Regions from separate parts of the Homo sapiens genome. Here all the other regions are linked to region 2. A link is a loop called in an ENCODE intact Hi-C map of the cell type or tissue named here. Cell type or tissue: endothelial cell of umbilical vein. All regions are shown on one strand. Each heading gives the region's core, and the rest is flanking DNA. Links, peaks and the distances in the headings are about the cores only. Region 1 has its middle 7.5 kb from the start of PFDN1. Region 2 overlaps PFDN1 (prefoldin subunit 1). Region 3 has its middle 20 kb from the start of PFDN1.

Region 1 (10,640 bases), core at 1,215-6,214, 65 kb before region 2:
CCACTATGCCTGGCTAATTTAAAAATTTTTTAGAGGCAGGGTTTTGCCATGTTGCCCAGGCTGGTCTTGAACTCCTGGACTCAAGTGATCCTCCCACCTCAGCCTCTGTGCCCAGCCTAGAGTAGTGGTTCTTAACCTATTGAGAGTTTGGGGCCCCTTTGAGATGCTGAGGAGATTATGTTCATCCTGATCCAGAAAAATACCTGGCAGACACAACATTTAGCATACACTGCCAAGGACATCATAGACATCCTATGGTATCTACGAAGTACCTAGAATTCCCAATGGATAGGCCAAGTCAGAAGGAACACCAAGTTTGTCTTGCCCCTGGGAAGCAGAGTCCTGGGGCTTTTTCTACCTCATCTTCTCTTTGTGCTCAGGGGTTGAGGCCCTTTTCTTTCTTTTTTTTTTTTTTGAGACGGAGTTTTGCTCTTGTTACCCAGGCTGGAGTGTAATGGCGTGATCTCGGCTCACTGCAACTTCCACCTTCTGAGTTTAAGCGATTCTCCTGCCTCAGCCTCCCAAGTAGCTGGGATTACAGGCACGCGCCACCATGTCTGGCTCATTTTGTATTTTTAGTGGAGACAGGGTTTCTCCATGTTGGTCAAGCTGGTCTCAAACTCCTGACCTTAGGTGATCTGCCCGTCTCCGCCTCCCAAAGTGCTGGGATTACAGGCGTGAACCACTGCGCCCGGCCCATAGCCCTTTTCAAGATCCACACATTTGAGTGCAACCAACGATAAGTGGCTACAAAATGGAATCTCATATTCCCAAGAAAAATGGAGCCTCCTGACTCCAAATTTGTCTCCTGTTTTGGGACCCAGTAGTCTTGCTGAATCCACCCAAGAGAGGCCACAGGGTAGAATGGAAGGAACTCTGGAAGAGAATCTGTGACTCCTGTGTTCTAGTCTTAGCCTTAACACCAATTTGCTGTGACCGTGGCAAAGCCCTTCTTCCTTTATAAGCTTCATTTTTCTCTGTAAAGTGAGGATAGCCTGGAAGAACCCAACAACCCATTCCAGCTCTCTGAGTCTAGAATTATTTTCTAGAATTTTTTTTTTTTTTTTTTTTTTTTTGAGACAGAGTCTCGCTCTGTCGCCGAGGCTGGAGTGCAGTGGCGTCATCTTGGCTCACTGCAACCCCTGACTCCCTGGTTCAAGCGATTCTCCTGCCTCAGCCTCCTGAGTAGCTGGGATGACAGGCGCGCCCACCACACCTGGCTAATTTTTTTGTATTTTTAGTAGAAACGGGGTTTCACCATGTTGGCCAGGATGGTCTCGATCTCCTGAACTCGTGATCCACCTGCCTCGGCCTCCCAAAGTAATGGGATTACAGGCGTGAGCCACCGCACCCGGCCTATTTTCTGGATTTTTTTTTTTTTTTTTTTTTGAGACGGAGTCTCACTCTGTCGCCCAGGCTGGAGTGCAGTGGCGCCATCTCGGCTCACTGCAAGCTCCGCCTCCCGGGTTCAAGCCATTCTCCTGCTTCAGCCTCCGTGAGCCACTGTACCCGGCCATTTTGTGGAATTTTTATACAGGACCCCATACTTCAGATGGCAGAACACAGTGGAGATGTGTGGCAAATATATGGACTAATGGAGTTCCTTGAAGAATTTGTTCCCTGATTCTTCATGGCCTTCTGCCCTAAGATTCTGATGTTCCAGAATAAGTATTCCTGCTAGTGACCTCTTATATTTTCTACTAATCACTGTGGTTAGAAACACAAAGACTTGGCCGGGCTCAGTGGCTCATGCCTGTAATCCCAGCACTTTGGGAGGCTGAGGCGGGCGGAGCACTTGAGGTCAGGAGTTCGAGACCAGCCTGGCCAACATGGCAAAACCTGAGTGCCTGTAGTACTAGCTACTCAGGAGGCTGAGGCAGGAGAATTGTTTGAGCCCAGCAGGCAGAGGTTGCAGTGAGCCAAGATCACGCCACTGCACTCCAGCCTGGATGACAGAGTGAGACTCTGTCTCAAAACAAACAAACAAAAAACCCCACAAAGACTTATGAGATCATGGAGACTACTTACCCACAGTCAGCCAAGCTTCGCCATCTTCTCAAACCCATGCAGAGGCATTTGACCTTAGCTAAGGGGACAAAAAGAAGTGGCAACTTTCCAGCCTTGGCAACATGGTACAACCCTATCTCTATAAAAAAATACAAAAATTAGCCGGGTGCAGTGGTGCATGCCTATAGCCCCAGCAACTTTTGGGGGACTGAGAGGGGAGGATTACTTGGGGCCGAGGAGGTCAAGGCTTCAGTGAGCTGTGTTCACACCACTGCACTCCAGCCTGGATGACAAAGTGAGACACTGTCTCCAAAAAAAAAAAAAAGATAACTTCAACCTCTTCTCAACAGTGACTGCTACAATTTGTCTTGAATGAAACAGAGAAAATCCTTAGTGTTTCTCATCTAGAAAAGGCAAAAACATTAAGTCTGGGGTTCAGCCCTTTTTGATGGGACACTCCACATCCAGTGATCCAAGAATTTCATTGCAAAGCAAGGTTGCCTTCTTGAGGTCCCTGACCACTGCTATATGGGGAAGACTAGGGGGTCACCATCATGAAGTTCATGTACTCAATGAAATGGAATTGACCTATTCATTAGAAGACAAATTCAAAAAAGTTGAAATTTTGGCAGCTAATGTATAAAATGAACATCTATTTTTTTTTTCTCTTTGTGACATCTAGTACCTCTTCCTTTGATAGTTATACTGTTCTCTTTTGGCAAGAGGATACCTTTCGCTTACCCTCAGTCTATGTCCTTTTTGGATAAGGATGATACCCCCTAACCTTCCTGGAATGGCCATATGACCTGCACCTGCCGAATCAGAGCAGTCCAGGCCTCTGGGCCTTGTGATTATTTCGGAGACGGGCATGTGACGCAAGCTATGCCAGGGAAATCCAATCCTGGAACTCTTCCTGAAACCCTAAAGGAGAAAGACATTGTCTCTTTCCACTGTGGAGGTTGAACTGGTCAACTGTAGGCCTGGAGTTGCCCGTGGCTACATGCGAGATTTAGCAATAAGGTGGTGATCTGGGGCTGTCTATTTTAAGTAACTTTTTTGCTTACTGGGTGCTACTTTTACTCATATTCTTCTAATTTATAAAAAGAACAATATTAACTTTTTTAGTTTCTCACAATTTTGAAAACCTTTATTTAAAAACATCTGGGGCTGCTAAGGTAGGTGCCCTGGGGAAAAGCCTTAATCACCTTGTCCTAGGTATGGCTCTAAAGATGGAAAAACATTCCTCTGCACCAGTGTTTTTTGGTGCCTATTTATAAATGTATGTGGAGTTTGTCCAGATTTCAACCCAACCCCATTGTATTCTTCTTCCTGTTCTAAAGGACCATGAACTTTTTCAGCTTAGTGAGCTGGAGTGACAGAGGCATGGATTCTCCCCTAGGCTTTTGGTTTCCTAATTTTATTCTTTTCCTATTTTTGGGAGAGTCTCTGCTTTTGGCTCTCACCTCTGGCAGGCCCCACTTTCTCTGATGAGCAACAAGATAAATAATCCAGTCTTTGTTATGCTCTGTTACCCAGCTTCATCTCTTACGCAGGTTTAAATCATCAGGATTGATCAAAACTATTCACTTTCTTTGGACTTTGCATAAACAGATTGAATCAGACGTGGCAAGGTGCCTGGGAAAAGCCACCATCAGTTCCTGCTAACGACTCACTTCCTCTCCCTGCAGTGTTTCCTATGACTGCTTCATTTGGTAGGCACGGTGGAAGCTCCTTTTCTCCCTAGTAAGGTCCCAGCCCTGAACTTACTTGGTCAGCAGGAAGGAGTAGCTGAGAGTTTCTTGGCAAGTGTGTCACCTGCAAAGGTTCCTCTGCCACTGACCCTAATCTGCCACTCTGCCTCTCCTCTTAGTTAACATGCTCCCCTGCTCCAGCAATGCCAGACAACTTGCGTTTCGCTGAAGGCACCAGGCTTTCACTTGCTGTGGTGTCTTGGCTTCTTCTAGGAATATCCTTTCTCCCTTCTTTGCCATATACGCCTATTTTTCTTGTAAGATTTCTGGGTTAGAGGCCCCTCCCCTGTGCTCGTCTGGCTCCTGGTATTGTCTTCCTTGTGGCAGAATTGTCATATTATTTTGTCACTTTCTGTTCATTTATCTGTGACCCCCCACCCCTGCCACTATACTGTGAATTGCTCTTTTATTTATCTGTAGGTCCCAAATACTTGATACGTAATAACAGACAATGTAAGCATAGGTGCAACTGTATGCCTGGAACTGTGCATTCATTATCACATTTATTCCTCATAAAAACCTATGAAACGGGTACTGTTATTACCTCCATTTTACAACTGAAGAGACTGAAGCTCTGAGAAGTTAAGCAGTTTTCCTTGGATGTCACAGCTAGTAAATGGTGGAGATGGGATTTGAAACTCTAAAGCGCATACTCTTAACCACCCTTCTAAACTTCCCCTCAAACTGAATGAACTCTTAGGGTCTATCCATGTCACAAAGTTGTGAAGATGAAATGATATGATGAATGAGAAATAGCTTCGTCAGCTGAAAACTTATGTCAAAAACTGCTAATTTCCCTTGAATATCTGTCCTCTACTCCCCTTTCGTGATATTTGTTGATATTTAAATGGGCGCACAGTTGCCTGTAATAATAAATGTCCTGGTATCTCTCGCAATCAGGAGTGGCCACAATTCTGTTTGGGTCAATGGGGTGTGAATAGAACCATGCTCACAACTTCTGGGATATGCCTTTAAAGGGAAAGTGTGAGCCTCCCCCTTTTTTTCTGTCTTTTCAGCTAGACTATGAACATGGTAGTGATGAGTCATCTTGGATCTTACGGATAAGATAGAAGGAGCCTGGGAACTTTGGCACTGTGGGACTCACATACTTGCCCTAGACTGCTTATGCCTAGTTGAGTATAGTAGAGAGAAACAAGCTTCTATCTTATTTTAGCCACTGCTATTTTGGATCTCTGCTATAGCAGCTGAACCTACATTCTCACTTATACAGTCTATTCACAAGTGGAAGGATTATTCTTATTATTCCTGTGGAGCAGCCTTGAGACTGCTTACAGACTATATTACAAAAATTAACTTTCCTGTCTCAGTAAAAGACATTAACATTCAACTAGTTTGTTCAGGTCAAAAAGCTGGGAGTCTTTTTGAAAAAACAGTTTTATTGAGGCATACCTGACATACAGTAAACTGAATATATTAAAGTGTACAATTTAATAATGTCCCACCCAGGAAACCATCTCTGCCATCAAGATAATAAATGCATTCGTCACCATAAAAGTTACCTCATTCTCTTTTGTAATTGCTTCCTTCTTTCTGCTTCCCAGTCCCTGATCCCATTGCTTGCTCCTATCAGGCAACCACTAATCTTTTCTTTTCTTTTCTTTTCTTTTCTTTTGAGACAGGGTCTTGCTCTGTCACTCAGGCTGGAGTGCAGTGGCATGATCACGGCTCATGGCAGCCTCAACCTCTTAGGCTCAGGTGATCCTGCTGCCTTGGCCTCTGAAGTAGCTTGCCCCACAGTTATGCACCATTACACTTGGCTAATTTTTGTATTTCCACTGATTTTTTATCTGTTTGGATTTGTTTGCATTTCCTATAACCTGTAGTATGTTACTATAGTATGTTACTCTATTTTGTCTGGTCTATTTTGCTCGGCATACTTTTTTGGAAATTGGAAGTCATCTTTGATGCCTTTCTTTCTTTCATTGCTCCTCTCAACACATACCCATCCCTTCATCAAGTTCAGTAATCTTGACCTGAATCCATCTACTTCTCCCTGTCTCCACTGCTATCATCCTCATCCAGACTACCACTGTCTCTCTCTTGGACTACTGCAGTAGTCTCCTAACTGGTCCTCCTCCTTCCACTCTTGCTCTCCCCAATCCATTCTCACCTAGAACCCACAATGTTCCCTTTCAAATGGGATCATATCATTCTCCTGCTTGAAATCACTCCGGTGGCTTCCAATCACACTCAGAATAACATTCCAATGCTGACTGTAGCTTACAAGGCCTTTCACGGTTTGGCCCCTGGTTCACCTCTCCAATGTCATCTTCTACCATTCTTCCTACTAATTCATGCTGGCTTCTTCGTTTTCATTCTTCAGATATGTGAAGTCTGTGACCACCTTAAACCCTTTGCTCTTGCTATTTATTCTTTTTGTCTGGAATGTTCTTTCCCAAGCTCTTTGCATGTTTGGTTCATTTTCATTCATTTTTTAGGTCTCATCTCAAATGTTATGGCCACCCAGAGAACTTCACACACCTAAATGGTCTCCACCCAGTCAGTCTCTAACCATGTTGCTGTTTTCTTCCTTAATAATACTTACTGATATCTGCTCTTATTTTGTATGTTTATTGTTCACCTTACCCTCCATGGAATGGATGCTCCATGAGGTCAGGGAGTTTGTCTGTTATTATTGCTATATCTCAAGGGCCTAGAACAGTGCCTAGCAGATATTTGATAAATCTTTGTTGACTGAATACAAAAATATATTGAGCATTATTAAGTAGATCTGAGGGATAATGGGAGATCACTATTTTAGAGTCCACAACCGTGGACTGGCTGAGCTTCAGGAGTACATCCTTGTAATAGTGAAGACTTGAGTGTGAAGTTTGTTTTTTTCTATCACAATAATAAAGCAAGCACATCATGTTTATTTTTGGGGCAAGTATCCAAGGACTGCAAGCCCTTCAGAGCTTTCAAACACAGTCTCTTCCTGTCATTTTATTTTTATTTATTTTTTTTTAAATTTTGGAGACAGAGTCTTGCTCTGTTGCCCAAGTTAGAGTATAGTGGTGCAATCATAGCTCAATGTAACCTTGAACTCCTGGGCTCAAGTGATTTTCATACCTCAGCTTTTTGAGTAGCTAGGTGCATACCACCATGCCTGGCTAATATTTCATTTTATTTTATTTTTGAGATGGAGTCTCACTCTGTCGCCCAGGCTAAAGTGCAGTGGTGCAATCTCGGCTCACTGCAAACTCCACCTCCCGGGTTCAAGTGATTCTCCTGCCTCAGCCTCCTGAGTAGCTGGGATTACAGGCGTGCACCACCATGCCCAGCTAATTTTTGTATTTTTAGTACAGACGGGATTTCACCATGTTAGTCAGGCTGGTCTCGAACTCCTGACCTTGTGATCCACCTGCCTTGGCCTCCCAAAGTGCTGGGATTACAGGCATGAGCCAACGCGCCTGGCCAATTTTCTATTTTTATTTCTGTAGAGATGTGTTCTCACTATGTAGTGAGCTATGATTGATCACAACACTGCACTCCAAGCTGGACAACAGAGCAACACCCCGTGTCTTTAAAAATAGGATTATGGTTACTGAAATAAAATACTAATGGATGCTTTAAATGGTAAACGAGACATAGTTGAAAAGAAAATTAGTAAGTTGGTGGAGAGTGTTGTAGAAACCTAAGGTTTAGCACAGGGAAATAGTAAGTGTAAAATAGAGGTTGAGAGATGTGGATACTTCCACATACTTCTAATGAGAGTTCTACAAGGAGAAATGAGAGCCAATGTTGCATGAGATACTGGTTGAACATTTTCTAGAACTGACATAAATCCTTAGATTAAAGAAGCATACTATGGTCCAGGCATGGTGGCTAATGCCTATAATCCCAGCACTTTGGGAAGATGAGGCAGGTGGATTGCTTGAAGCCAGGAGTTCGAGACCAGCTGGGCAACAGAGTGAGACACCCCCCTCCATCTCTATTATAAAAATTAAAAAGAAAAAAAGAAAAAAGAAGAAGCATACTATGTACCAAGTAAGAAAGATTTTTAGAATATACATTTTAAGATAAAGGTTTAGGTGAATTTTTAGGTATATATTTTTAATCTACAAACACACACACAAACACAAACACACACATCAAAGTAGAAGGGCAAAACCCAAAGACAAAGTGAATCTTAAAATATACCAGAGAAAAGACAGATTTCTAACAAAGAAATGAAAAGCAGCCTGACAGAGGACTTTTTATCAGTATATAAAATCAGAAAACTATGGAAAAATGCCTTCAATAATAATTGTCAACCTATAGTTCTATATATAGCTAAGCTGTCATTCAAAAATAAGGGTGAACCTTTTAGATATGCATTTATTTATTTAAAAAAATATACATATTTTTTGGCCAGGCGTGGTGGCTCACGCCTGTAATCCCAGCACTTTGGGAGGCCGAGGCAGGCGGATCACGAGGTCAGGAGATTGAGACCATCTTGGCTAACACGGTGAAACCCCGTCTCTACTAAAAATACAAAAAATTAGCTGGGCACGGTGGCGGGCGCCTGTAGTCCCAGCTACTTGGGAGGCTGAGGCAGGAGAATGGCATGAACCCGGGAGGTGGAGCTTGCAGTGAGCCGAGATAGCACCACTGCAGTCCAGCCTGGGTGAAAGAGTGAGACTCCGTCTCAAAAAAAAAAAAAACAAAAAACATTTTTTTTGAGACAGGGTGTTGCTCTGTCACCCTGGCTAGAGTGCAGTGGCAGATCATAGCTCACTGCAACCTTGAACTCCTGGGCTCAAGCTATTCTCTGCCTCAGCCTCTCAAGTAGCTGGGACTACAGAGGTGTGCCACACCTGGATAATTTTTAAAAATTTTTGTAGCAATGGGGTCTTACTATGTTGTCCAGGCTGGTCTTGTTCAACTCCTGGCCTCAAGCAATGCTTCTGCCTTGGCCTCCTAAAGTGCTGGGATTCCAGGCATGAGCCACCACACCTGGCCTGATGTACATTTTTAGATATACACAGAGCATTTTCTAGGGCTGCCACAACAAAGTACCACAAACTGGGTGGCTTAAAACAACACAAATTTATTGTCTCAGTTCTGGGGGCTAGAAGTCCAAAATCAAGGTGTTGGCAAAGCCATGTTTTATCTGAAACCCGAAAGAGAAGAATCCTTCTTGCCTTTTCCAGTTTCTGATAGCCCCAGATGGTTTTTTTGAGACAGAGTTTTGCTCTTGTTGCCCAGGCTGGAGTGCAATGGCACAATCTCGGCTCACTGCAACCTCCACCGCCCAGGTTCAAGCAATTCTCCTGCCTCAGCCTCCTGGGTAGCTGGGATTACAGGCATGCACCACTACGCCCCGCTAATTTTGTATTTTTGGTAGAGACGGGGCTTCTCCATGTTGGTCAGGCTGGTCTTGAACTCCCGACCTCAGGTGATCTGCCTGCCTTGGCCTCCCAAAGTGCTGGGATTACAGGCGTGAGCCACCACGCCTGGCCTGATAGCCCCAGGTTTGATGTGGCTTTCTCCTTATGTCTGTTCACATAGTCCTCCTTGTGTGTGTGTCTGTATGTGTCCAAAGTTCCCCTTTTTATAAAGACATCAGTCATATTGCATTAGGGCCCACTCTAATAACCTCATTTAACTTGATTACCTCTGTAAAAACTCCATTTCCTTCCTTCCTTCCTTCCTTCCTTTCTCCCTTTCTTTTTATTTTTTGAGACATGGCTTTGCTCTGTCACCCAGGTGGGAGTGCAGTGGTAGATCATAGCTTACTGGAGCCTCAATTTCCTGGGCTCAAGCAATGCACCTATTGCAGCCTCCCAAGTAACTGGGAATATAGATAACTGCCACCACACTCGGTTAATTTTTTTTATTTTTTGTAGAGATGAGGTCTCGCCCTATTGTCCAGGCTGGTCTCAAACTCATGGGCTCAAAGAATCCTCCCGCCTCAGTCTCCCAAACTGCTAGGATTATAGGTATGAGCCACCACGCCTGTCCCAAAACCCTACTTTCAAATAGGGTCACATTCTGAGGTACTGGGAGTTAGGACTTCAACATATCTTTTGTGGGGGGCACAATTCAACCTGTAAAACAAAGATGAAGAGAATTTACTTATCAGACATTCTTACTAAAAGAACCTACTGAAGGATTTCCTTTATCATGAAGGAAATTAGGCTGGGTGCAGTGGCTCATGCCTGTAATCCCAGCACTTTGAGAGGCTGAGGCAGGTGGATCACCTGGGGTCAGGAGTTCAAGACCAGCCTGGCCAACATGGTGAAACCCCATCTTTACAAGAAATACGAAAAGTAGCCAGGTGGTGACATGCACCTGTAATCCAAGCTACTAGGGAGGCTGAGGCAGGAGAATTGCTGGAACCCGGGAGGTGGAGGCTGAAGTGAGCTGAGATTGAACCACTGCACTCTAGCCTGGGTGACAGAATGAGACCATGTCTCAAAAAAGAAAAAAAAAAAAAAAGGAAATTAAACTCATGAGGAAGAAGTAGTATACAAATACACAAAGAGAAACAATGACCAAACAAACAATGCAGAGAAGACTCTTGCCTAAGATCATATTACCCTTAAGTAGTATAATCAGTATTTGTACCCAGGTTGTCTGACAGCTTAGCCCAGGCTCTTAACTTTTACAGTCCATACATCTCTATGAGGACTCTTTCAAAAGTCTCATGAGGTAATGTACAGGACAGTATTTCAGACTTTTTTTGAATTTCAATATTCAATCACTATTTTATTTTATTTTATTTTATTTTATTTTTTGAGACAAGGTCTCACTCTGTCTTTCAGGCTGGAGTGCAATGACACAATTGATCCCCACTCACTGCAGCCTTGGCCTCCAGGCCTCACACAATTCTCCTGCCTCAGCCTCCTGAGTAGCTGGGACTACAGGGGCATGCCACCA
Region 2 (10,640 bases), core at 2,276-7,275:
TCAGAGTCCAGGACATGGGAAATTGGGGTGGTTTGTTTTTTAGTTTTGCAAGTTGACCTGATAAAGCATTAAGGCCTGTTAGGGCGTGTTCTGTTTGTGGAAGCAAGGCCAGATCCAAAGCCCCCACTGGGATCTGTAACGTTTGAGTTTTATTATTTATTTATTTTATTATAAATCAGTAATTCATAATTGTATAGATTTATGGGGTAAAAGTATTATGATTTATAAATATAATGTGGGCTGGGTGCAGTAGTTCACATCTGTAATCCCAGCACTTTGGGAGGCTGAGGCAGGTGGATCATTTGAGGCCAGGAGTTCGAGACCAGCCTGGCCAACATGGTGAAACCCCGTCTCTACTAAAGATAGAAAAATTAGCTGGGTGTGGTGGTACTCACCTGTAATCCTCAGCTACTCGGGAGGCTGAGATGGGAGAATTGCTTAAACCTGGGAGGCAGAGTTTGCAGTGAGCCTAGATCATGCCATTGCACTCTACCTTAGGCAACAGAGCAAGACCCTGTTTCAAAAAAAAATAAAAAGAATATAATGTAGAATAATTAAATCAAGCTAGTTAACATATTCATTACCTCAAATACTTGACATTGTTTGTAGTGATAGGTTGGAGTTTTAAATCTGTGTATATCCAGGGGCAGGGGGTGAGAGGGCAATGCCGAAAGCTGAAAACCACCTTGAAGGAAAATGGTCATTTTCTGCCTTTGCTTCTTCTGTTGGGCGTTCCTTGATTATTCAAGTTGGGAGGGAAAACTAAAAAGTGTGTGTACATCAGTAAGGCGTCATTTCCCACACTAAAGCACTTTATTCAACAAACATTAAATTCCTATTATGTGCCAGCCATTCTTCTAGACGGTAGGACCGTATCAGGTGACAGAACAAAGTCCTGCCCTTGTGGACCTTTCCGTCTCATAAGGGAAGCCAGACAGTTTCTCCTTCCTGTGGTGGAAAGAGCTCTGGAGAAGAGTCAAGGTGAGGAGAATAGGGAGTATTGGGCAGCATGTACTCAAGAAGGCCTCGCAGATAAGGTAACATTTGAGAAAGCCCTGAAGGAAGTGAGGGGATGAGTAATGTGAATATCTGGGGAAGAGAACTTCTACATGGAGAGCACAGCGAAGGGCAAAGGCCAGGCAGGAACATACCTGGTGGATTGGAGGAGCAGCATGGGAGGCCTGTGTGACTGGAGCTGAAGGAGTGACGGGGAAGAGTTGTTGGAGGTGAGGTCGGAGATTTAGCTGAAACCAAGACCATGCATGCATGGCTTCTTGGAAGTTGAAAAGTACTGTGGTGTGAATAGTTGTTTCTCCCTAAAGTCTTTGTTGAAATCCTAACTCCTGAGATGATGGTGTTAGGAGGTGTGGCCATTTGGGAGATGAGTAGGTCATGAGGGCAGAGCCCTTTAAATGGGGTTAGTGCCCTTACCCAAGAGCACAGCACCGCACTGGAAATGAAGGATGCCCCTGCTGTGGTGTGCATAGGGTTTCTTTGCCCCCTGGCAGGTCTCATGTTGAAATTTGGTACCCCCAGACCCCCCCAACCCCCGCAAAAAAATTTGATCCCCAGTGTTGAAGGTGGGGCCTGGTGGGAGATGTTTGGATTATGGGGGCGGGTTTCTTGTGTATGGCTTGGTACCATTCTCATGGGAGTGAGTTCTCATGCTTTGTTTCTTCACTGACTGGCTGTTGAAAAGAGCCTGGCACCTCCTCTCTCATTTCCTCTCTGGCCACATGATTTCTGTACAGGTGGCTCCCCTTCGCCTTCCACCACGAATGCAAGCAGCCAGAAACCCTCTCCAGAAGCAGATGCTGCACCATGCTTGTATAGCCTGCAGACCTGTGGGCCAAACAAACCTCTTTTCTTCATAAATTACCCAGCCTCAGGTATTCCTTTAGAGCAACACAAACAGACTAAGACACCCGTGGAGACAGAGGCCTCCCAAGGTTCTTCTGCACTCACAGGACCAATCCTGCCACGCCTCTGACCATACTGAATTGCAGAGGCCTGGGTAACTGCCCTTAAAACTTTATAAGCTAGGATCATACTTATCCCCAAATAATTGTGGTAGAATTGGTGTCTGGGGGCATCCCTCATTTCAGGTATTGTGTTGGTTTTCTACTTGGTTTTCTACTTGTATTTGAAGCTACCACGAATTGGTCTTCACAGCATCTTGTTTGGACACTAATGATTGGATTCAGGGCCCACCCTAATATAATATGATCTCATCTTAACTTAGTTACATCTGCAAAGATCCTCTTTCCAAATTACCAGAGATTAGAACTTCAGCATATCTTTTTGTCAAATTCAGTTCAACCCACAACAGGTGCCTTGTTCTGGGTTTGATTATGATGAGAGTCTTCTGGGCTTAAATATGCTTGGGGACTGAGACAGGAATTATTGAAATACAGTTAGAAAGGTCCACTATGTTAGGGATGTCCTGTCCTGTTGGAATTTTTTCTTTTAAGAAATGTCTACTACGTTTATTTAAACTAATTAAAAATTTAAAGATGAAGGCAGTATCGTGGCACATGCCTCTAAGGCAAGAGGATTGCTGGAGCCCAGGAGTTTGAGGCCAGCCTGGGCAATATAACAAGACCCCATTTCTAGAAACAAAACAAAAATATAGATAGATATGTTAATTTGCATCATTGTTTGGAAACCTGAAGACTTTAGGATATGCAGTGGTAAAATTCATCAAAGTGTTAGAAAGCAGAGATTTTACAGAAGAAGGAATTTTTAAAGCTGAGAGGTATAGCCTGAGTTTGGCTGGGGAGTCTGGGTGGGAGGGCAGAAGAGCTCTTGCTGATGTTCCAAGTTGATGGTTTTGCCAGCTGTGGCAGCAAGTTGGCAGAGATTGAATGCAACAGACCAGAGTCCCTGGGCCCTGGCGGACTTTTGTAGGAGGAGAAGTGGGCTTATTCCATTCGCCTTTCCCCTGCATTCACATGGGGTCCACAGGGTGCCCAGGTGGTGTATGGCACCGAGCTATTGCTCCCCTCTTTGTGACACCCAGTGGACATACATTCTTTAGTGTGTGTCAGGGCTTACTAGTATTTGCCTTTTTTCAGCTCACCACAGTTAAAGTCTAAGAGTTGTTTATCGGCCTGGCACGGTGGCTCACCCCTGTAATCCCAACACTTTGGGAGGCCGAGGCGGGCAGATCACGAGGTCAGGAGTTTGAGACCAGCTTGGCTAACACAGTGAAACCCCATCTCTACTAAAAATAGAAAAAATTAGCCAGCGTGGTGGTGTGTGCCTGTAATCCCAACTACTTGGGAGGCTGAGGCGGGAGAATCGTGTGAACCCGGGAGGCGGAGGTTGCAGTGAGCCGAGATGGCGCCATTGCACTCCAGCCTGGGCAACAGTGCGAGATTCCGTCTCAAAAAAAAAAAAAAGAGTTGTTTATCAAAGGAAGTTTAAATTCCCACTCTGATATCACAGTGATAGGACTGTATTTGGTTTAGCAATGTAATTAAAATTCCTTAGCAGCAGTATGCATTTGCAGGCATTGGATTGAATGGTTATCATGGTCACCATGAGTTGGAGTTTTGCTCTTGTTGCCCAGGCTGGAGTGCGATGGCATGGCCTTGGCTCACTGCAGCCTCCGCCTCCTGGGTTCAAGTGATTCTCCTGCCTCAGCCCCTAAGTAGCTGGGATTACAGGTGCCCCCACCACACCTGTCTAATTTTTTTGTAGAGACAGGGTTTTGCCATGTTGGCCAGGCTGGTCTTAAACTCCTGGCCTCAGGTGATCTGCCCGCCTTGGCCTCCCAAAGTGTTGGGATTATAGGCATGAGCCACTGTGTCTGGCCATGAGTTTTTATGGAGCTCCTGTTGTGTTCCAAGGAATTCTCTGCAACTTAGGACAGATGGGAGATGAGTAAAGAGGGTTCTTTCTAGCCTTAAGGAAATTTGAAGCAAGGAGAGGACAGACAGGAATCAGAGGTTCACGGAAGAACTGATAAAGATTTGTGTATGCCACATTTGGCTTCTGTAGGAAAAAGCCTCTATATGTATCATTTAATAAATAGCTAAGCGCGGTGGCTCACGCCTGTAATGCCAGCACTTTGGGAGACCGAGGAGGGAGGATCGCTTGGGTCCAGGAGTTTGAGATCAGCCTGGGCAATACAAAAAATAAAAAATTGAAGTTTCTCATTTCTACAAAAAAAAAAAAAAAATTAGCCGGGCATGGTGGTACACATCTATAGTCCCAGTGCACCTAGAGTCCCAGCTACTTGGGCTGAGGTGGGAGGTAGAGGCTACAGTGAACCGTGATTGCACCATTGCACTCTGAGCTGAGACCTTGTCTCAAAAATAAATAAAACATACAAACAACTAATTAATTGGACAGAGAGCTCACTTGTCCTCTGCCCTAAACTCTCCCTGCTTCCCTGAGTCCTGTGGGCACTTTAATGGGTGGAACAGAATCAACAGGTGCTTGGGTGAAGGGGGTGGAGGTGAGAGAAGGGCCTGGGCTGCCTGGTGACTGTATTACTGGTTCCAGTGTGGCTCAGTCACATATGCCCTGGGAGGTGATAATTTTGAGTATTCCCTCAGGACATGAATAGTATTCCTCTAAAACGGAGGCTTCATTTCATGTCTGTTAACTGGGAATACAGCCACAACTATGTCCTCGGGGCAAGGACCACTGGTAAAACCACCATACTTCTGGGGTGAGCACAGGGCAAATAATGTACAGACATCATTTCCTTTGACTAATCTTTGAAATCTTGGCTCCTGAAAGTAGTGAAAGTTCTTTGTCTAAGCCGAGATTTTTAATTTAGGACCCAGATGGAGTAGAAGGTAAGCCTCCAAAAGGTCTGCTTTCCTCAGTGTTTTAGTGTCCCAGATTCCTGGCAGGCAGCAGTCTCATTAGAAAAGCAGATTGCCTTCTGACTCACCCACTCAGTGCGATGCGAGACAGCCCCACAGCCCTCACAGCAGCCCATATTCCTGCTGGACAGGGCAGAGCGTGCACCATCCATTTTATAGCTGCAGTGGCTACAGACGCCTGGCCCAGGCCATGGAAAACCTTGAGAGGAGATAGTCTGTTACGGACAGGAGCTTTGTCCTGGAATTTCCTGGCCTTTGTCTGTCTGGGATAACTTCATGTACTGAGACGCCTGTTTTTTAGAGTCTTCTTCCTTCTGGGGGAAGAGTGCTACTGCCTGTCCTCCACAGAGCACTTTTGCTTCTACCAAAGCCATCTTCTCCCTGCTGCCTGCCCGTGATCACCCATGGTTCGGAGGTGAGGGGAGCACTGTGGGCAGGTGTGTGTACCTGGCTTGCAGTATACTCCTGAAAGTTGCCTGTCACAAAGGAAAAGCCATAACCATTGGACATCAAAGCTGTGTCTTCCAGCCCGGCCCATTCACTCTGGTCCTAACCTTTGTCTGTCTCTCATATTGCAGCAGAAAAAGTCCTACCTGGAGCGAAGCGTTAAGGAAGCTGAGGACAACATCCGGGAGATGCTGATGGCACGAAGGGCCCAGTAGGGAGCCTCTCTGGGAAGCTCTTCCTCCTGCCCCTCCCATTCCTGGTGGGGGCAGAGGAGTGTCTGCAGGGAAACAGCTTCTCCTCTGCCCCGATGGATGCTTTATTTGGATGGCCTGGCAACATCACATTTTCTGCATCACCCTGAGCCCCATTTGCTTCCCAGCCCTGGAGTTTTTACCCGGCTTTGCCTGCCACCTCTGCCCAGGACACTCTTCCCTCTCGGGATGTGTGATGAACTCCCAGGAGAGGGAAGATGGGAGCCAGGGCAAGATAGGAAGCTCTGCCTGAGCTTTCCACTAGGCACGCCAGCCAGACCAATAAAAAGCGTCTGTCCCACTCTGCTAAGCCTGGTTTTCTTGAGCAGAGGGATGGAACAGAGGGTGAGAGAGGCAGTGGCCGTCTCCACCTCAGCTCCTGCTCCCTCTGCATCAGAGCCCTTCCTTTCTTGGGGGATGGGCCTTGCCCTCTTCTCTTTTCCCTTCCTGTACCTTTGACTAACGCTCAGCTTCCGGGCCTGCATGCAGTAGACAGAAGAGGAAGAAAGAACAGATGTTCACAGCTGAATCTCAGTGAACAGAATAGCAGTCCCTGGATGGCAGTCTGCCTAAAGATTCCTTTCCCTGCCTTCTCCCATACATTCCAAAAGGAAGTTCAACAGTAAGCAGCACCTCCAAGACTGTCTCCTTTTGGCCAATATCATAAGATGGACGCCATAATCCTGAGGCCTCCTAGAGGCTGAGGGGGCAACGGTGTGATCCAGCTGGCTCATCCCAGCCCAGGTGGGCCAATTATTCAATTTTCAAGAATTTTGTTGCAAGCCAGTTGTCAAACACAGCCATTATAATTATGTAAATTTGCAAATTATGTTAAAAACAAGGACAATAAATATTCAAAATGCATCCCTAATTACTACATTTGACCACGATCTGTGCTCTATCTGTGCACTGACTGTGATCTGTGAGGTTGGCTCTGTTGTGTCTGGGTGGTAGAAATCCCACATGATGTCAGGTCCTGTGCTGCCCTTCCCAGCTCCAGTCAGTGACATCACATTGGTAACTTGAAATCAGCCATGGCATGGTGAGAACACGTACACCACAGAAATAAGACACAGGACATCAGAAATAAGACACAGGACATGCAACAAAACATGGCTTTTTTTTTTTTTTTAAAGAGAGCACCGGTAAACATTTATCAGCACGTCCACTGCTTCGGAGGGAAGGCAGAGTCGGCAGGGAGCTAGCTGTCAGCTGCGGCTTCTCGGGCTGGCTGGGCTGGGCGGGCCAGCTGATGGAGGAAAATCGGACTTGCTGCTATGGCAGCCTGGCGCCACCCTGTGGCCAAATATGAGATGAGTGGCACGGCTGACGAGCTGGGGTGAGGGGTGAGGGGACATCCAGAAGGGAAAACTTCAGCCAGGAGCGGTGGCTCACGCCTGTAATCCCAGCATTTTGGGAGGCCGAGGCGGGCAGATCAACTGAGGTTGGGAGTTCGCAACCAGACTGACCAACATGGAGAAACCCTGTCTCTACTAAAAATACAAAATTAGCCCGGCCTGGTGGTACATGCCTGTAATCCCAGCTACTCAGGAGGCTGAGGCAGGAGAATTGCTTGAACCCAGGAGGGGGAGGTTGTGGTGAGCCGAGATCACGCCATTGTCCTCCAGCCTGGGCAACAAGAGTGAAACTCCATCATCTCAAAAAAAAAAAAAAAAAAAAAAAAAAGGAAAACCTCTTGGCTGGCCCCATGTAATTGTAGGTTCCTGGGTTTCCAGGGAGCAGGCCTGGAAGCCACTCCAGGGGCAGCCCCTGGTTACCAAAAGGCCCTTTCCTAGGCTCTGGGTAAAGGCAGGTGCAAGATGTGGCAAATGCTCCTCCCTGAGCCTATCTCTGAGTGGGACTACGGGGAGAGTAGCTTGGCCGGGAGCCCATGACCCAGCTGGAGAACACCTGGCCCTCAGAACTGGCCGCCTTTGTAGCACCCTCACTGTTTGCATCACCACCAGAATAAAAAGGTAGATTGGCTGCTGGTCATACATTGGATGGTGGCCACTAGCTGAGATAGATACCCACATTTTATAAGCCTCAGTGAGCAGATGAGTAGTTAGTTAGACATGGTAACAGTCCAGGAGACAAGCACAGACTCCAGGTAGCTTAGCTTAGGCCTGGAATCATTTAGACAGACAGTTGAGCTTTGGACAAATTTATTGAAACATACAGGCGGCTGTTAGCAGAGAAATCATTCCATGATTGATGTGTTACATTTGGCCACTACCTTGAATGTATAATTTAAAAATTATATTTTTCACAACTAAGCCTTTGGCCAAAAAAGTCATTTAGCACATCTTTAAAGATCAATAAGAAATGGATTTTGGACATTAAAAAGATCAAGTCACTGAATTAAACAGTAGCAACCCCCATTAATCTAGAATCCCATAGTGCTGAAGGTAGAGGTGTCTGTGCAAAGCTAGTCATTTGTTAACAGCAATCAGAAGAGATGGGGGCAGGCACACCTGTCAGAGGTGGCAGCAGAGCTGGCAGGACAGGACGGCTGGGCTGGTCTGGTCAGGTGAGCATGTCCCAGAGACAGCAGCAACAGAGAGCCGTCCAGCAGGCTGTGAGGCAGGTGGATGGTCCTAGCTCATCTCTTCTTTGGTCTTCTACCACATACACTGGAGGGAGAAGAGGGAAGAGGGTGAGAATGGACTGGTGCAAACCCCAGGCCCTGCAAAGTTAGCCTCCCAGGACCACAGGAAGGCTACACCAGGGGAAAACTATTGAGCAGACTGGTGAAACCGTGTTCCTGCCATTGCTGCTGCTGAATGGAAGGAGGGTGGCTCAGCTCAGCTGCTTTCTCCCTCCTGCCACTCCAGACTCAGGACGCCCTCACCCTCACAGGGACAAGTACTAGAGAACTTGCAGAATGGCCCCATGCCAAGGCAACCAGAGTTGGCCAACCCTACTTGGTTTGTAAACCAGGTAGCATGTCTTCCCCCCTGGAGGGGAACTGGGGGTCATTTCTTGGGATACAGCTGACCCATCACCCAAGAATAACAGAGGAAAGGGAATTAAAATCTCCTTTTAAAGGGGGGCTTTAAACCCTTAAAGAATAATCAAGAGCCCTGGTTTTTCATTCCTGGGCAATACACAATTTCAGAATGTGCCCCCAACCTCTATACCTTGACATAAACGATGAAGGAAGGCAGGGATGAAAACCTGGCTGAGTGGGATGGGGCGGCTGGAGCCTGTGTGGTGTCTTCCTGAGCCTAGCATGCTCACTTTTCCTCCAAATGGAGCTGGAAACCTGAGCCCTGTCATGGCCAAGTGCTCTATCGAGAGATCTGAGTGCTAAACAAATCCATAGGTCAAGAAGGACCCCAACTACCCACTACTTGTTAGCTGATTTGCGGCATTAGCTTCTCTTCCCATAAGGACATATTTTAAATGGCTGCTAGTCAATCTGTGGCCACTGAAAATCTCAAAACAACCACTGTCATCAAACTCATAAGCAGTAAGCATTTCACTTTTCCAAAGTTCATGAATGCATGAATGTTATCAATTAAGCCAGTCCTTTAGGGGTTTTCTTTCAGTTTTCTTGTGTTTTGTATCTGTTTTTAGACCTCTCTCGGCAGCGCCTCTCTCTGGAGCCTGGTGTCATTGCTATTACAGGGCACGCTGAGTGGGTTAGTAGGGAGATTTTCCAGGTCCTCCCGTTGTATCAGCTGCCCTCTACTGCACGGACATGTTCCTTTTCCTTCTCCTATGGCACAGGTTTAATCCTAGTCCACTTGCATTTGGCTCCACTCAGCAGCACAGGTCTGGGTCTAGATGCCCTTCACCAGGAAAGCCTGCTCAGAGGGAGAGGATGAATGGCTCATTTATTCTGAGGCCTCCTAAGGTCAAGTACCTGATTTCGTCTTCACAGCAACCCTGAGGTAGATACTACCATCATTCCCACTTCACAGGCAAGGAATTCGAGGCTTAGAGAGCTCAAGTCTCTCGTTCAAGCACATGTGACGAGGCAGAGGCAAGGGCAGAATCCGAACCCAGGCCTTTATGGCTCTAAAGCCTCTGGCAAGCCAGGCTTGCTCATACCCAACTGGGATAGAAAAGGGATCAGAAAGAGAACAGAGGTGACTGGGGCTACAGCAAAGTCATCTCTCACATCCAGCCAGAGCCTACCCTACCCACTGAAGCCTGGCCACCCCAGGCCCTGGGGTCACTGCAGCAGGAAAGCCCCAGGCAGAGTGTCCCTTCCATCTGCCTGGATGGCCTGCCCACCCCGGGATCCTGCATGGGCAGCTCTGGACAGGGAAACCAGAATACAATGGCATGCAGATCCCCTTGAATAACCCCTTCCCTGTGCTCTCCCTGTCACAGGATTGGCTCGCCTGCCCCTGGGACAGAAAGCCCCTCCCCTGCCAGCTCTGGAAATAGCCTGCTTGATTCATGTGCAGGCCATCCCTGGGCTTCAGGCCAGAGACTCAGCTGGAGGCTGGCTGCAGTGGGAGGGGCCTCACAGGCTCTCTTAAGTTACCATTTATTGAGGTATTCACAAGTGCCAGGCCCTGTGCTGAGGGCTTTCTGGACATGGGGCCACTCAGTCTTCATGACCGCCGTGTGGGGCATGGGCATCAGGACATCAGTCAGTCTCCTCACTGCTTCCCCTTCTCCCCAGCCTCCAGAGACAGGGCTGAGGCGGTGGCCATGCCTTTCTCACCTGTCAGAGCCCCTGAACCTCAGGCAGCTTAACTGGGGAAACAAAAACGTCCTAGTCTTGCTTGCTCCACCTTTTTCCTCCAGTTTAATCAGGTTCGTTCTTGCCAGGGCTTTCACATAACATACTTGGAAACGTGGGGAACTAGGGACTTTGAACTCATTACTCCCAGGCAGTGCTGACAGAGGTTAGAAACAGCAGCTACAAAATGGAGGACTTCAAACCAGAGGGCTGTGACAGCCATGACAGGGGCGTTGAGTGCCCACACATAACTTAGAAACCCGAGTCACTTATTTCCTGGAGCACCAAGTTTCCCAAAAGCCTTAGGACCTTTTCACCTTTAGCTGAGGACAGAATCTCTGCTCCTGGGCTGTTGGGAGGATGGGCAATGGGGAGTAGCGTGGGTCTGGAGGTGGGAGTGACCTG
Region 3 (10,640 bases), core at 2,911-7,910, 77 kb before region 2:
TCATTTGAGGTCAGGAGTTTGAGACCAGGTTGGCCAACATGGTAAAACCCTGTCTCTACTAAAAATACAAAAATTAGCTGTGTGTGGTGCTGCACTCCTGTAATCCCAGGTACCTGAGAGGCTGAGGCAGGAGAATCACTTGAATTCGGGAGGCAGAGATTGCAGTGAGCCGAGATCGCACCACTGTAATCCAGTCTGGGTGACACAGCAAGACTCCATCTCAAAAAAAAAAGAGTTTCTTCTGTTGCCCCCAGTTAACAGATTCCTGAAAGGTGGCCCAAGAGGTCTTGTCAGGGGGAAGTGGAAGAAAACAGGAATGCAGACTGACCTAAACGTGTGGCTGAATCCAGCTCCCACTGTTATCAGGGAAGTGCCCTCACACGTGACACCTAACCTCTCTGAACCTGTCTCCCTGTCTATAAAATAGAGACACTAAAAATATTTACCTTAAAGAGTTGCAAAAATTTTATGTGTGCCTGGGCACAGTAGCTCATGCCTGTAATCCCAGCACTTTGGAAGGCCAAGGCAGGCGGATGGCTTGAGCTCAGGAGTTTGAGACCAGCTTGGGCAACATGGAAAAACCCCTCTCTACAAAAAATGCAAAAGCTAGACAGGCTTGGTGGAAAGCACCTGTAAGTCCCAGCTACTTGGGTTATTGAGGTGGGAGGATGGCTTGAGCCTGGGAGGTCGAGGCTGCAGTGAACCGTGATTGCAACACTGCACTCCAGCCTGGACAAGGGAGTGAAATCCTGTCTCAGAAAAATAAAAATTATATGTGTGAGTAAAGTGCCTAGCTCAGGGCCAGGCATGAGCTAGATACTCAGTTAATGTTGGTTATCTTAAGCGACCTGTCCAAGGAGCTAATTACTTACTGTAGTCTCACATCTAGGATTAAAACCCAGGCTTCTGATTCCCAGTCTACAATTCTTTCCTTATAAACAAACAATCCTTTTCTATCACTGTTTCATATTTTAATGTCAACTTCAGTTTCAAAGGAGCCCTAAAGGGTCTTAATAAGTATCTCTGGATTTAAGAAGCCATGGAACAGCAACTCTGTACAAAAATATCACTTCAACTCGGCTGCCCTGAAATTCTTCCCTTTGTCAACAGTGCCTGAAATTCAAGCTTCCTGTTTGAGAATGCTAATCCTCCTGGGAATAGCTATGCATTAAGAGGCTGGCATTCTTTGATGGTGTAATTCATTTCAGCTTCATTCATTCAGCAAATGTTTGTGGAGGTCTCCCTATCACCTTCCGAATGAGATCCATGCTCTGAAGGAGAGGGCATTTTGACAGAGAAAAGAAAGAGAAGTGATTTTGGAGCAAGGACATTAATTTATTCACCCAAAAAATTCACTGGGTACTGATAATGTGCCAAGAACTATTCTTTTTTTGTTTTGTTTTGTTTTGTTTTTCTGAGACAGGGTCTCACTCTGTCACCCTGGCTGCAGTGCAGTGCAGTGGTGTGATCACAGCTCATTATAGCTGCGACCTCCTGGACTCGAGCAATCCTCCTGAGTAGCTGGGACTGCAGGAACACACCATTACCCCCGGCTAATTTTTGTATTTTTTTGTAGAGACAGGGTCTCACTATGTTGCCCAGGCTGGTCCTGAACTCCTGGGCTCAAGCAATCTTCCCTCCTCAGCCTCTCAAAGTGCTGGGATTATAGGCATGAGCCACTGCGCCTGGCCGCAAGTACTATTCTTGTCACTGGAGAAGAACCACGGACAACACACGGCATGGACCAATAATACATGCATAGATAAAGAAACAGGACAGTTTCAGAAATAAGTAACATGCACATACACACACACCAGTGGTGTGCTCAAGAGTAGGTGGGTACAGAATTCATTTATGTAGGTGCCTCAAGGAAGCTCTCTCTGAGGAGGTACCATCTGAACCGAGACAGGAAGGGATCATGCAGGTGAAGGCCCTGAGACAAAAATAAGCAAAACGCCAGGCGCAGTGGCTCATGCCTGTAAGCCCGGCACTTTGGGAGGCCGAGGTGAGTGGATCTCCTGAGGTCGGGAGTTCGAGACCAGCCTGGCCCACATGGAGAAACCCCATCTCTACTAAAAACACAAAATTAGCCGGGCTTGGTGGCACATGCCTATAATCCCAGCTACTTGGGAAGGCTGAGGCAGGAGAATTGCTTGAACCTGGGAGGTGGAGGTTGCGGTGAGCCAAGATCGCGCCATTGCACTCCAGCCTGGGCAACAAGCGCAAAACTCCGTCTCAGAAAAAAAAAAAAAAAAAAGCAAAGCATGTGTGAGGGACAGAAGGGAGCCCCTGCAGCTGCAGCACAGTCATCAGAGGTTGAAGATGCAAGGCAAGGACCATATGGGGCTTTGTAGGCCATGACAAACAATTTGGAAGCCCATGCAGTGTTTTGAGTAGGAGAGTGATATAATTTAATTTATATGTTTCAGAAATATGACTCTTCTATGCAGAGAACAGGTTCTAAGGGGCAAAAGTAAAAGAAGCAAGACAAGGAGCTGGGCATGATGGCAGATGGCATGCCTGTAATCTCAGCAATTTGGGAGGCTGAGGCCAGAGGATTGCTTGAGCCCAGGAGTTTCAGACCAGCCTGGGCCACATAGCAAAACCCCATCTCTAAAAACTAAATAAATAACAAGACCAGTTAGGAGAACTTTGGAGTTATCTAGGCAAGTGGCGATGGTAGCCAGAATTAGGGTGGTAGCAGAGGGTGGGAAATGGTCAGATTCGGGATATGTTTTGGAGGAATCACCTGTAAGACATGCTAATGGATTAAATGTATGTGTTGTGGGGAAGAAGGTAATCAAGGATGACTTCTTAGATTCTAGTCTGAGAAACTGGGTATACGATGGCACTATTAAAATGGGAAGGAATGGGGGAAGAAGCAAGTTCACAGGGGCCATGAAAATCAAGAATTATTTAAGTCCATATGGGGTGGAGGGGACTACCGAGAAGGCAGTGCAAGAAAGGGGGATGCAAAGAGGAGAAAAAAGAGGTAGAAGAGGCTGAGCATGGTGACCCATGCCTGTAATCCCAGCACTTTGCAAGTTCGAGGCAGGAGGGGGGACCTCATCTCCTCATCTCTACAAATCATTTTTAAAAAGAAAAAAACTTAGCCAGGTGTGGTGGCACATGCCTGTGGTCCCAGCTATGTGGGAGGCTGAGGTGGGAAGATTGCTTGAGATCAGGAGTTCAAGGCTGTAGTGAGCTGTGATTGTGCCATTGCATTCCAGCCTGGGTGACAGAGCGACACCCTGTTTCAAAAAAAAAAAAAAAGGCAGAAGAGGTAAATAAAAAGGACCTGAAGACAGGAATAAATAAGGGCATCAGGAGGGTAGGTAGTATTATTTTCCCAGTTTAATGAGGAGGGCCCTGAGGCTCAGCGGGGTGAAATAACTTGCACAAGGATACTATTTTATTAGCTAATGCAATTTTGCTTGATGCCAACCTTGTGCAGGAGGGCCCAGGCTTCTCATTGCCCATGAACTTCTATCCTGGCCACCATTATCCAGAGAGGAGAGAACAAAGTTCTGTGTTTTCCTCCTTGCTGTGGTGAGGAACCCAGGCCAGACTGTGTTGCTCCATGGAGACCAACCCCAGAAAAAGAAAAAGGGCTAACGTCATCCAAGAGCAGGAGGAAGTGAGGGTTGCCCCTTCCCATGATTGGTTTCCAGAGTGTCAGGCCATCACCAAATTAATATAATTTGGAGGTTGTTGTGGTTTGATTTTTCTTTTTGAACTTTTTAAACTGCACATTTTTTCTTGATTGCCCCCTTGATTGATGGAGAAGAGAACAGGGACCTCTTAGCTCACTGCCACCCACACAGCTGTGAAAGAAGCCAGCTGCCCTCTTGCTCTTCAGAGAATATCCCTTCCTCCCTCCCTCTCTCTCTCCCTTCTTCCCACCCAGCATCTTGGCTATTACTAACCAACAGGGCATGTAAGGAAAAGGGCTCCTTTCAGGGCTGGAGTGCTATAGTTGGTGGATCACAGCCTGTGTGGGAGGCTTCCCCAAAGACATATGATGTGGGTGTAGGAACCAGACAGACGGGAGGAATTAAGTCACCCTTTTCCCCAACCCTAATTTTCTTGCCCAACCTAGAAGTCACTGGGTTGGTTTCCTTATACTAAGGCAGTAATTTTATTTCTACTGTCCTCTAGCTTTTGACAGTGGGCAGTCTTCAATGGGAGTGTGAAAGGAGGAAGAAGCTAGCTTGTTCTTTCTTCATGCCACTAGAGTCTGGGTTAAGGACAGCTGTGTAAACCATGTACTCACCCAGGGTTCTCTAGGAAAGCCTGACTTCTTTCTATTTTGTCGGTGGTACTTGGTCAGTTGGGCGTCCCTGGGAAGCATTGTGCTTGGTAAGGGGGGCCTGATCGGGTCCATTTGAGAGTAAGTGTTCTCTCCTGCCTGTGGATGTAAATCCAACCCCTGGAACTCCAGGCCTGAGAAGTGTGACCCAAGTTCAACCCCTTTTACAGGTGTGTGTTTGGACACCTTCCGGAGAAAGTCTGCTGCCCACCCCTGTCCCAGCTGGGTTAGTTTCTCCTCCCCTGTGCTCTCACACCTCTGAGCCTTGGACAATGCAAGGAAAAGGAGTCCTCTTCCCATAGCAGCTTTGCTGCTCCTCTCCCATGGCTTTCATCACACCGCATATTGTCATTGTTTACTCATCCATTTCTCCCACTGTGAACTCTTGGAGGTTGTGGAGTGTGTCCTTTTACACACTGTGTCAGCACACCAGAGGCTTTCCCTAAATGTTTGATGCATGCATGGATGGATGGACAATTGAATAAATGAATGAGTGCATGAATAAATGGATGAGTGAAATAGAGTAGAGGTGAAAGTTTCAGGCTCTAGATCAGACAAGCCTGGGTTTGAATCCTCGTCATGCCATTTTCTGGTTATATAATAATCTCAGATAAGTTATTTAACCTCTCAAAGCCTCAATTTTTTTATTAAGGTTTTTTTTGTGGAGATTACAGTGCCTGTAAAGCATTTATCACAGTGTCTGGCAGCATGGAGTAAGTACTCATACCCGAAAGCTTTTACTATTCTTAACAAGCTTTGCCAGTTTTTACCATCATGGGTCTTGTTTGCACCTCCTTTTCTAGATTTTTGGCACAGTGGGTCTTTGCCAGACTCAAGGGTTGGCCTGCAGGGCTGCCCACATGGGTACACGTTGGGGTCAGGCAATGTAAAAACAGCACTGAGTTTTGCTGAGAAGGGGAAACCGTGATAGGGGCCTGTCTAAAACCAGGCAAACAGGTCAACTGCCAACCCCATTGTCTCAGGCCTTCTCTGCTGGCAGCGTGCTCAAGAAAACAGGAACAGTGTGGCATTTAAGGTGCCTGGATGACAGCCACATCAAATATGTGACCTTTTCCTAGGAAGCCTGGTTTCCATGGTGAGCTCGTTCTCAATCCATGCTCTGTGGCTCTCAGCCCCCTCTGGAATGTGACAGCAGTGGCCCCAGCAGCCGGGTGGGGACATCTGCCTAGAGGTTGTCCCTCCAACATCTCCAGGGTGGAGGAGGAGCTGAGATAGCCCCCTGGGCTGTCTGATGCCCACACCAGCCTTCCAACCTGGAAGGATTTGCACTGAGGCCCTGACACTGCCTCCCTCTGCTCCCCTTCTCCCACACATGGCTCATGGCCAACTGGCTGCCAGCCTGAGCAGAAAGAAGGGGTCTCTTTCTGTGAACCCCCATCTTAGACAGAGGCCCTGACCCCCTCCACCTCATCTTGGCAGCCTGAGATTGGAGAGAGTGTCTGCCGCCCTGGCCTTGGCAGAGCGCGTGCTCAGCCCAGCCCCTGCAGCTGCCAGAACAGGAGCTGAATGCCCAGTGTGTCTGCCAGAGCTTGCTAACTTCTTTCTTCTTTCTCTGAGCTATGAAAACAGAGGCTGCTGAGGAATGTGACTGCTAACCTCCCCACCACCCGCCTCCCTCCTCCTGGGGCTTGTGTTCCCCCAACCCCCCAAGCTGGAGTCACATCAGAAAAATGTAGGGGAGGAAAGAAATCCCCCAATGTGTCATGACATTACATTTCCGCCTGGACCTCAGAAACAAGAAAAGTTAGAAGCAGAGGGAGAAGAGGGGTGGTGTGGTCATTGCCAGAGCCCTGTGACTGCTTCACCTCCTGCCTCCCTGGGGCAGATCACTTGCTCCCTTGGGGATCTGTCTCCTCATTAATAAATGGGGGCAGATCGGGCCTGGTGGCTCACACCTGTAATCCCAGCACTTTGGGAGGCCGAGGTGGGGGGATCATGAGGTCAGGAGTTCAAGACCAGCCTGGGCAACATGTTGAAACCCCGTCTCTACTAAAGACACAAAAAAAATTAACCTGGGCGTGGTGGCGCGCACCTGTAACTCCAGCTACTCAGGAGGCTGAGGCAGGAGAATCGCTTGAACTCGAGGGGCGGAGGTTGCAGTGAGCTGATATCCCACCATTGCACTCCAGCCAGGACGACAGGGAGAGACTCCATCTCAAAAAAAAAAAAAAAATGGGGGCAAATTGCTTTGACTCAGATGGCAGACAAACTCAGAATTACCTGTTTGCTGTCATTGAATAGCACGGATATCACTAAGTTGGTAATTATTGAGTGAGTGTACTGCTCACGCATACTCATTTAACAGACATACGGGGATTCCTCCTTTTTTCTGGAGGCTAAGAACACAAGGGTGAACAGGACCGAGGCCCTGCCCTCCGGGAACTTGCACTTGAATAGGAAAAATAGACAATTAAGTCACAAGAATCAAATGTCAAGAGAGTTGTGTTGGGCAATAGGAGGTGCCAAGTTGGCTGACCTGGTCCAAGGGTCAGGGAGGTCACTTCTTGGAGGAAGTGAAAATCAAGCTGAGGCCTGAAGGATGAGCAGTTGTGATGCAAGTAAAGAATGGGGGTTGAAGTATTCTAGGCCAGGGGAACAGCCAGAGTGCAGAGGGAGGATGATGTGAATGAGGAACCTAACTGGTGTGACAAGAGTGTACACAGCTGGCTTGGGGTCAGCGGAAGAGGCTGCAGAGACAGGCCAGGCCAGATCATGCAAGGCCTTTGAGACTGTGCCAAGGAGCTTGAACTGAATCCTCAGGGCGGTAGGGAGCCAGCCCTGAGTGTTAAAGTGAGTGTGGGTAGGGGTGGCATGCTTGGATCTGTTTTGGGGTGGATGACTCCAGCTGGAGAATGGGCTTGAAGGGTAGCTATAATCAAGCAGGGAGATGGGTTAGCTGGAGACTGTGGTGGTATTTAGGCACTGATGGTAGCAGCAGTGGAGAAGAAGAGAAGATATGAATTCAAGATCTATGGAGGAGATATGTGGAGGATGAGAGAAAGGGAAAAGGGCCCAAGGTGGCTCTGAGTTTTAGGCTTGCACGCCTGGGTGGAAAGTGGTGCCATCTTACTGAGATGGGCCACACTGGAGAAGGAGAAGCTGGTGCGGGTGAAAGTAGCAAGTCCAGTTTTGGCCACTCTAAGTCTGAAGGCATGACCACCATGTCAGTAGGGATATCCAGTGCATGGGTGTGGAGCTGAGTCTGGACCCCAGGGGAAGGCTCAGGCTTGAGTGAGGTCATTGGCCTGGAGAGAATAAGCAAGTGTATCATCAAGGTGGCCAGGCATGGTTACTCACTCCTGTAATCCCAACGCTTTGGGAGGCCGAGGCAGGTGGAAACCAGGAGTTTGAGAGCAGTCTGGGCAACATAATGAAACCTTGTATCTACAAAAAGTACAAAAATTAGCTGAGTATGATGGCATGTGCCTGTGGTGTCCTGGCTGAGGTGAGAGGACCGCTTGAGCCGCAGGAGGTCAAGCCTGCCGCGAGCCGTGATCACACCACTGCACTCCATCCTGGGCAACAGAGTGAGTCCCTGAATTAATTAATTAATTAATTAATTTATTTGAGACAGAGTCTCGCTCTGTCACCCAGGCTGGAGTGCAGTGACATGATCTCAGCTCACTGTGACCTCTGCATCCTGGGTTCCAGAGATTCTCCTGCCTCAGCCTCCCAAGTAGCTGGTATTACAGGTGCACGCCACCATGCCTGGCTAATTTTTGTATTTTTTAGTAGAGACGGGGTTTTGTCATGTTGATCAGGCTGGTCTCAAACTCCTGACCTCAGGTGATCTGTGCACCTCGACTTCCTAAAGTGTTAGGATTACAGGCGTGAGCCACTGCCCCCAGCCAAGAGACCCTGTCTTAAAAAAAAAAAAAAAAAAAAAAAAAAAAGAATGATGCTAGCTGCTCTAACAGAAAATTCCCCAGCCTCGATGGCCTAGCACAGTAGGTTATTTCTCACTCAGGTAAAATCCCAAACTGGTGTTCCTAATAAGTGAGCAACTCTTCTCCAAGTGGGGTTCAGGAACCAGGTCCTTCCAGCTTTTGTGTCTGCCATCTTTTTTTTTTTTTTTTTTTGAGACAGGGTCTAGCTCTATTGCCCAAACTGGAGTGCAGTGGTATGATCATAGCTCACTGCAACCTCTGCCTCCTGGGTTCAAGTGATTCTCGTGCCTCAGCCTCCTGAGTAGCTGGGATCACAGGTGTGTGCCACCATACTTGGCTAATTTTTATATTTTTAGTAGAGACGGGGTTTCGCCGTGTTGGCCAGGCTGCTCTCGAACTTCTGGCCTCCAGTGATCTGCCCACCTCGGCCTCCCAATATGCTGGGATTACAGGCATGAGCCACTGCACCCGACATCTGCCATTTATATTACACAGCTTCCAGGGTCACTGTGATGGGGAAAGGGCATAAGGGCATGGAGGACCACACATGGGAGAGTCTATCACTTCCATCCATATTCCACCAATAAAATCTCATCATGTGGTCACATCTAACTATAAGAGAAGTAGGGAAGTGTAGCCTAGCTGGGCACCCATGAGAAAGAGGAAATGTGTTTTGCAACCAACTATCCAGTCTCTAACACTGGAAGGCACAGGAGTGGATAAGATCACTTGATGAGTCCAGGGCTTGCACTCATTCATTTGTCCCTATTTGTAGGTGTTTACACAGATACAGGACAGACAGAAGTGAAGGTAAGCCACTTCCTCCCCTTCCTTATTGGAGACCAACAGGACAGGATAGGCCTCAACCCATTTTAGTCCCTCCTGCAAGTTGAGCAAACCTCTAGGGTGAAATGATTCCACGGTAGTTAGTTTGTTGGCTCTGACACTGGCCACTCCTGTCTCTTCCTTCAGATTGGCTGCCATTCACCCTCACTTTCCTTTCCTTCTCCTCAATAAGCACTTGTTGAGTATCTGCTATGTGTTGGGGCCCATTCTGGAAATGCAGCAGTGAATGAACCTGCGGTTCCTGTATTAGTTTATTTGTGTATTGTCTGCTTTTCCTACTAGAATGTAAGTTTCATAGGTAGAATCTGTGTCTTATCTTGTCTACCACTGTATCCCTAGCACCCAGAATAATGCCTAGCACATAGTAGGAACTCTGGAAAGAATTGTCAGATAAATGAATGGTTGAATGAAGGCCCTTTGGGAGTCTACATCTGTAATGAGTGAAAAGGGAAGAACATAGGTGACCTAGGTTCACCTGTGGCATAGTGACCTAATCTGGCTCAGGAAGTCAAGGGGGGTGGGTGTTCCTGGGGAAGAGATTTTTAAATTTTTATGTGTTTATTTGTTTGTAGAGACGGAGTCTTGCTGTGTGGTTCAGGCTGGTCTTGAACTGTTGGCCTCAAGCAGTCTTCCCGCCTGGGCCTCCCAAAGCACCAGAATTACAGGCATGAGCCACTGCACTCATCCTGGGAAGAGATATTTAAGCCTAGAGTTATGGATGAGTAGGTGACAGGCAGATGGAAGAGCATATGCAAAGGCCTGGCATCAAAAAAGTGCGTGGAGTAATAAAGTTCAGCGTGGCTGGGGCCTAGAGGGAGTGGAGGGAGCACTGCAAGATGAAACAGATGGGCAGGCAGGGACAGATACATATGGCCTGTGCGGAAGCCTCTATTTGTCCTGAGGGTGTGTCACTCAGCAGCTTCTTTGATATGCAGCCATTGTATTTCAGGTCATTGTTCAAAGAGGGCAATTTTTGACTTTATTATTGATTCTCACCTCACTGTCTCAATAATGTTTGAACTGGGGTCACAATTGAAAGTTATCTGCCTGGCCGGGTGTGGTGGCTCACGCCTATAATCCCAGCACCTTAGGAGGCCAAGGTGGGCAGATCACCTGAGGTCAGGAATTTGAGACCATCCTGGCCAACATGGTGAAACCCTGTCTCTACTAAAAATACAAAAATTAGCCAGGCATGGTGCCACATGCCTGTAATCCCAGCTACTCGGGAAGCTGAGGCACAATAACAGCCTGAACCTGGGAGGCAGAGGTTGCAGTGAGCTGAGATTGCGCCGCTGCACTCCAGCCCAGGCGACAGGGCCAGACTCCACCTCAAAAATAAATAAATAAATAAATAAATAAAAATAAAAAAAAAAAATCCCAGTATCTTTCTGACCCTGCACCCCATGCAGAGACCTCTTTTCTTTTTTAGCAAAACAGACACTGATACTCTCTTTGCTGAAGGGGGTGGGGAAACGAACAACTGTCTCCATTTATGGAAGATCTCATTTAATTATCACAACAGCCCTGGAAGCTTGGCATTATTATCCCCGTTTTTTAGATAAGTGCTAAAAGAAATG

The links. A loop is a pair of places that touch in the nucleus more often than their neighbours do. Peaks named below come from ENCODE experiments on the same cell type or tissue, not always from the same donor. Only the 100,000 strongest peaks of a DNase experiment are listed, where the experiment ranks them.
Region 1: it touches region 2 in a loop (4-fold over the local background); 18 of 110 quality-filtered maps call a loop at or near these places.
Region 3: it touches region 2 in a loop (3-fold over the local background); 5 of 110 quality-filtered maps call a loop at or near these places.

The regions. Positions count from the first base shown.
Region 1 is chr5:140,305,270-140,315,909 of GRCh38, reverse strand. No RefSeq gene overlaps it. Among named protein-coding and RNA genes, the nearest start is that of PFDN1, 7.5 kb to the right of the region's middle. In endothelial cell of umbilical vein, for the core only: no CTCF peak of the experiment used is centred there; DNase peaks (open chromatin) are centred at 3,659 and 4,819; H3K27ac peaks cover 4,088 bases.
Region 2 is chr5:140,240,834-140,251,473 of GRCh38, reverse strand. PFDN1 (prefoldin subunit 1) reads left to right here. Exons shown (of 4, transcript NM_002622.5): 4 at 5,417-6,439. The coding sequence ends at 5,500. CYSTM1 (cysteine rich transmembrane module containing 1) reads right to left here. Exons shown (of 3, transcript NM_032412.4): 3 at 7,685-8,169. The coding sequence ends at 8,063. Among named protein-coding and RNA genes, the nearest start is that of PFDN1, 57 kb to the left of the region's middle. RefSeq lists enhancers at 8,896-9,732, 9,733-10,571. In endothelial cell of umbilical vein, for the core only: a CTCF peak has its summit at 6,861 (motif pointing left); DNase peaks (open chromatin) are centred at 4,923, 6,003 and 6,783; H3K27ac peaks cover 3,248 bases.
Region 3 is chr5:140,318,272-140,328,911 of GRCh38, reverse strand. No RefSeq gene overlaps it. Among named protein-coding and RNA genes, the nearest start is that of PFDN1, 20 kb to the right of the region's middle. RefSeq lists enhancers at 4,992-6,191, 7,005-7,074, 7,105-7,154. In endothelial cell of umbilical vein, for the core only: no CTCF peak of the experiment used is centred there; DNase peaks (open chromatin) are centred at 5,321 and 5,961; H3K27ac peaks cover 2,609 bases.